Regions from separate parts of the Homo sapiens genome. Here region 1 is linked to region 2. Evidence: read pairs that join two places in POLR2A ChIA-PET (ENCODE). Cell type or tissue: PC-3. All regions are shown on one strand. Each heading gives the region's core, and the rest is flanking DNA. Links, peaks and the distances in the headings are about the cores only.

The links. Peaks named below come from ENCODE experiments on the same cell type or tissue, not always from the same donor. Only the 100,000 strongest peaks of a DNase experiment are listed, where the experiment ranks them.
Region 1: POLR2A ChIA-PET joins it to region 2 with 5 read pairs; 1 of 35 experiments calls an interaction of 5 or more read pairs at or near these places.

What each region holds. Positions count from the first base shown.
Region 1 is chr14:64,697,552-64,700,476 of GRCh38, forward strand. No RefSeq gene overlaps it. Among named protein-coding and RNA genes, the nearest start is that of PLEKHG3, 5.4 kb to the right of the region's middle. In PC-3, for the core only: no CTCF peak of the experiment used is centred there; a DNase peak (open chromatin) is centred at 1,610.
Region 2 is chr14:64,837,212-64,840,136 of GRCh38, forward strand. All of the region lies in intron 1 of SPTB (spectrin beta, erythrocytic), which reads right to left. Among named protein-coding and RNA genes, the nearest start is that of SPTB, 41 kb to the right of the region's middle. In PC-3, for the core only: no CTCF peak of the experiment used is centred there; a DNase peak (open chromatin) is centred at 1,640; H3K27ac peaks cover 882 bases.

The DNA of each region.
Region 1 (2,925 bases), core at 299-2,798, 140 kb before region 2:
TACTTATGAAGCCCTTAGCCCTGTTCCTGTCACCATTCTATCCCCTAATTTTCTCAGCAGACCTAAGACAGCCACAGGCCTGGGATGAGGGTATCTGAAGGAGGGTTTATGAAGCCAGGTTTTTCTCCCTAGATAAACTTGGAGGTCAAGGATAAAGACAGCTTGTTGTAGCAGAAAGATCCAGTTTGAGGTTTCTTAAGCTGGTAGAATCCAAGACTCGCAGGATTAGAAGAGATCCTGGAAATCCTGTAAGACTGAGAAGATGGCAGCTTTGTTGCAGGAAGGTGGAAAAGATAGTGAACCAGGATGACCTCCACAAAGTACCACTCATGAAGGCAATTGAGGTTTTGATGGGAGTGCCTGGAGGCCAAGAGTAGGATGGGGCCATGTGGGGTCTTTGAGCTCAGTCACTGTTCGAGTGAAAGCACAAAGTTACTTTATCCTCCCTTGGACCAATTCCTCATTTTTCCAGGAGGAGTTGCTGGTGACTTAGGAAACCTGATGGAATAGGTCCCAGTTGCCCTAATCGGGTTATAACCAACCCATGTTTCCCGTATGGCCTGGCACAGAAACCAAAAGAAGGTTGTGCAGATCTGGGGGTCACAGCTGTCCTGTCCTCTTTGAACAAACTAGAGAAGGCTAAGAGGAAAACATCAACAACCAAAATTACAGTCAGGAAGAAGTGCCTCCATCTGCAAGTAACTGGGCAATTACCTGCTAATTAAGCTCTCAGTTTGTTTTCTGAGGCTTAAAGTGTAGTACTTGGTAGATGTGCCCTGCCCTGCTTGTCACCAAGGTGTTGAAGATGAAGCATTTCACATGAATCAAGATGGAACTCTTCCATCTGATTAAATATAATAGCTTGATTTATTTCAACATCATGAGGTCTTAAAAGCAATGCCCTTTTATAGTTGGAGCACTGGGAGGGATTGCAGGGTTTTGAGTCCTCTGTATCTGCGGGTGGCGGTGGGGGAAGAGAACGCACCAAGAAGGGAATAGACACGCAGAATACACACCAGTGTTTGTCAAAGTATGGACTGTGGATTTATCTCTTTTGCATCTGAATCACCTGCCCATTATGAATACAGATTCCTGGGTCCACATCGGTCCCAAGTCAGACATTTTCCACATGATTCTTCAGAACATCCAGGTCTGAAAATCTCAGGTAGGGGTGGAAAGTCTTCTGGGGATATTAACATTGATCTATGAAGTCCACAGACCAATCAAAACACCATTTCAGCCAATAGTGTCTACACATACCCCAGGAAATCTTTTGCTTTAGCATTAAACAGATGATGGTTCCATGTTTATACCTCATCTCCCTATAGGTGGAGATGCAAATAGAAAAGCAGCCCAGCATCCCGAAGCCAGCGAAGAAACAGCACGCCTGTGTAAAAATTAACCCCCAGATCATCAAAGGCAGGCGTCTGCGTGCCAACTCCCTAGTCTCAGGTGTTGTAAATGCTGACTACTGCCAGTTTATCTACTGATAACGAAGGTGAACATAAGCAATCTCCAGAAATCGTTCACATGGGGCTCCCAGGTTCTTGAAAAACCACAAGAGATTGACAAATGCTTCTATTGTAGACACAAATGCAAACAAACAGCTCATTTCCTCAAGAGCTCCCCACTGCAGTGGCTGTAAACAGTATAGGGAAGGAGGGGAGAAGTCTTCTTTTCCCTTCCCCCACAGCTTCTTCCCCTTTCTGATGTCAGATTTTTCTGACACTAAGAAGTCCAGACTAGGGGAAAGAAGCTATTAATACAGAACTTCAGGAAGGGGATCCCCTTCCCCCAGAGGCCGCAGTTCTTTCAAAGTTTGTTACAAACCCTCCTTTTTTCTAGTTTCAGAGAGTCTGGGGCCCTAAAGCTTTGAATCCCTGAGTCTTCTGAGACATTGTGTTACAGTGCTTCTCAAACTTCATTCAGTGTGCTCTGGTGAAACACAGAGCTGGGTCCTGCCCACCAAAGATTCCAGCAGATTGTAATAGATTGTGATTATAGGCAGCCCCCAATACTCAGGAACAGGGGGTAGTAGCTCACATTAAATTAAAAAAATGCGGCCGGGTGCTGTGGCTCACGCCTGTAATCCCAGCACTTTGGGAGACCAAGGCGGGAGGATCACCTGAGGTCAGGAGTTCAAGACCTGCCTGGCCAACATGGTGAAACCCCACCTCTAGAAAAAATACAAAAATTAGCCGGGCATGATGGCGGTGCCTATAATCCCAGCTACTTGGGAGGATGAGGTGGAAGAATCGCTTGAACCCGGGAAGTGGAGGTTGCAGTGAGCCAAGATCGTGCCATTGCACTCCAGCCTGGGCGACAAGAGCGAAACTCCTTCTCAAAAAAAAAAAATGTTTTATTGAGATATATTTCACATACCATACGATCCTCCCATTTAAAGGTTTTTTTTTTTTTTTTTTTTTTTTTTTTTTTGGAGACGAGGGAGTCTCGCTCTGTCACCCAGGCTGGAGTGCAATGGCACGATCTTGGCTCACTGCAACCTCCACCTCCTGGGTTCAAGCAATTCTCCTGCCTCAGCCTCCTGAGTAGCTGGGAATAAAGGTGCATTCCACCACACCCGGCTACTTTTTGTATTTTTAGTAGAGACGGGGTTTCACTATATTGGTCATTTAAAGTTTTTTAGTATATTCAGAGTAGTGCAACCATCAGAATATTTTACAAGATTTGTATCACTCCTAAAAAGAACCCTGAACCCGTCAGCAGTCTCTCCCTATTTCTTCTAACTTTCCTCAATCCCAGCCCCAGCCCCAGGAAACCAGGAATCTACTTTCTCTCCGTATGGATTTGCCTATTCTGGAGAGTTCATATAAACGGAAGTATACAGCATTTGACCTTTTGTGACTGGCTTCTTTCACTTACTATAATGTTTTCAGTGTTCATCTATGCATCAATACTTCATTC
Region 2 (2,925 bases), core at 126-2,625:
CATTGCTGGCCTCTTCATAACCAAGAGATTTGATAAATTTTCCAACCCTATTCTAGCATCTTGTATTTAATTATGGAATCAAGACAAGTACTCACAAGTAGGTTGACACTTTTATCTATTCATGAATTCAACTATTTACTCAACAACAGCACCCTACAGCCTATTACATCCTTACCTATAAATATAAGACAATATGGGCAAGATCTAAAAACATTAAAGAAAGAAACCAAAGATCTAAATAAATAGGGAAATATACCATGCCTAGGGATTGGAAGAATCAATATTGTTAAGATGTCACTTCTCTCTAAACTGATCTATAAATTCAAAGCAATGCCAGTCAAAATCCCAGGAGAACTTTTTTTGAGAAATCAACAAGCTGATTTATTTTATTTTATTTTTACTTTTTTAAGACAGAGTTTTGCTCTTGTTGCCCAGGCTGGAGTGCAGTGGTGCGATCTCAGCTCACTGCAACCTCTGCCTCCCAGGTTCAAGCGATTCTCCTGCCTCAGGCTCCCAAGTAGCAGAATTACAGGTGTCTGTCACCACGCCCGGCTAATTTTTGTATTTTTAGTAGAGACAGAGTTTCACCATGTTGGCCAGGCAGGTCTCAAACTCCTGACCTCTGGATCACCTCTGGTGATCCACCCACCTTGGCCTCCCAAAGTGCTGGGATTACAGGTGTGAGCCACCGCGCGTGGCCAACAAGCTGATTTTTAAAATTTCTATGGAAAGGCAAAGAAAATAGAATAGACAAAGCCATTTTGAAAGAAGAACAAAACTGGAGGACTTACATTACCTGATTTCAAGACTTACCACAAAGCTACAGTCATCAAGATAGAATAGTATGGCAAGAAGATAGACATATATATCAACGGAATAGAGTCCAGAGATAGATTGACATATATGGCCAATTATTTCCAACAGAGGTACAAAAACAACTTGATGGAGAAAGGATAGTCTTTTTAACAAATTCCGCTGGAACAACTGGACATCCATATGCAAAAAAAGTGAACCTTGACCCATACCACATACCATATACAGAAATTAATTCAAAATGGATTATTGATCTAAATATAAAACCTACAGCCATAAAATTTCCAGAAAAAAAATCAGAAGAAAATCTTTGTGGCATTCGGTTAAGCAAAATATTTTAAACACTAAAAGTATAATCCATAAAAGATCAGGTATCATAAAAGAAAGATTTGATCAATTTGACCATCAAAATTAAAAATGTATGAAAATACAAGCCACGGACTAGCTGGAATGTTTGCAAAACATGTATCTGATAAAGTAGTTGTATTCAGAATATATAAAAAACTCAAAACTCATCAATAAGAAAAATCTCAATTTAAAATGAGCAAAAGATTTGTACAGACGCTTTACCAAAAAAAGAAATATAATAGCAAATAAGCACATGAAAGTGTGCTCAAATTCATTCGTCATTAGGAAAATGTAAATTAAAACCACAATTAGACACCACTCTATACCTATCAGAACGGCTTTAAAAAAAAAACAATTCTGCAGTTTCTTATAAAATTAAACATACCATATTTACCATATGACTCAGCAATTGCATTGACAGGTATTACCTGAGAGAAATGAAAACATGTTCACATAAAAGCCTCTATGCAAACATTTAGGGCTGGGTGTGGTGACTCACATCTGTAATCTCAGCACCTGGGAGGCCGACGCAGGTGGATCACCTGAGGTAAGAAGTTTGAGACCAGCCTGACCAAAATGGTGGAACCCCATCTCTACCAAAAATACAAAAATTAGCCTGGGGTAGTGGCGGGTGCCTGTAATCCTAGCTACTGGGGAGGCTGAGGCGGAGAATTGCTTGAACCCGGGAGGCAGAGGTTGCAGTGAGCCGAGATCGCACCATTGCACTCCAGCCTGGGCGACACGAGTGAAACTCTGTCAAAAAATAAAAGCCTCTATGCAAATATTTATAGTGGCTTTATTTATTCTGACTAAAAATTGGAAACAATAGATAAACCGATTGTGGTACACTTACAAAACGGACTACTACTCAGTGGTAAAAAGGCAAGAATTGATATATGCACAACATGAATGTATCACAGATGCATTCTGCTAAGCAAAAGAAGCTGGACTCAACAGGCTGCTCACTGTCTGATTAAATGCATACGCTGTCCTAGAAAAGGCAAAACTATAGGGACAGGAAATAAATCAGTGGTTGCCAGGGGTTAGGATTGTAGGGTTGGGGAAACGAGTTGACAGAAAGGAGCATGAGGGAATTTTGGAGGCTGATTTTGATGATGGTGATACAAGTATATATATTTGTCAAAACCTATAGAAATTTACACTAAAAATAGTGAATTTTACTGTATGTAAATTATGCTTTGATAGACCTAAAAGCAACATATTAAAACTAAAATTATAAATAAACATAAATGAAAAGATTAAAAGCAAATAATTATGAAGCACCTGGCAGTCCCATTGCCATAAACTGCTCTGATGAGAAAAATGTAGAATTATTATAATTTATTTTTAAGTAATGCAAGAGTTTTCTTGAGCAAGGTTCTATAATGGAATTTTATGAATTCTTTCCTGAGGTAGCCTAACACGTGGTACAAATAATGATACAACAAGATAGAGCTATGCAAGTGTCAAGAGAGAGGCATAAATAAGTGCCATAGAATTTCAGAGGCAGAGAGAATACTTTAAGCTACAGAAATTAAAGAAGCCTTCATGGAAGAGATGGCATCTGAGTTGGGTGCTGATAAAAGGGAATGATGATCTTTATTGTCTATGTAAACAATGTCTATCAGAAAGTTATCTCCTGCAATTTCTCCCTGATCCTCTTATGACCCTGTGAGACAGGTGGGAAAGGTACTATTAATTTCAGTTTCAGTTAAACAAACTAAGACTTAGAGATCAAGTTCCTTTCTTGGCAGAACCAACGCT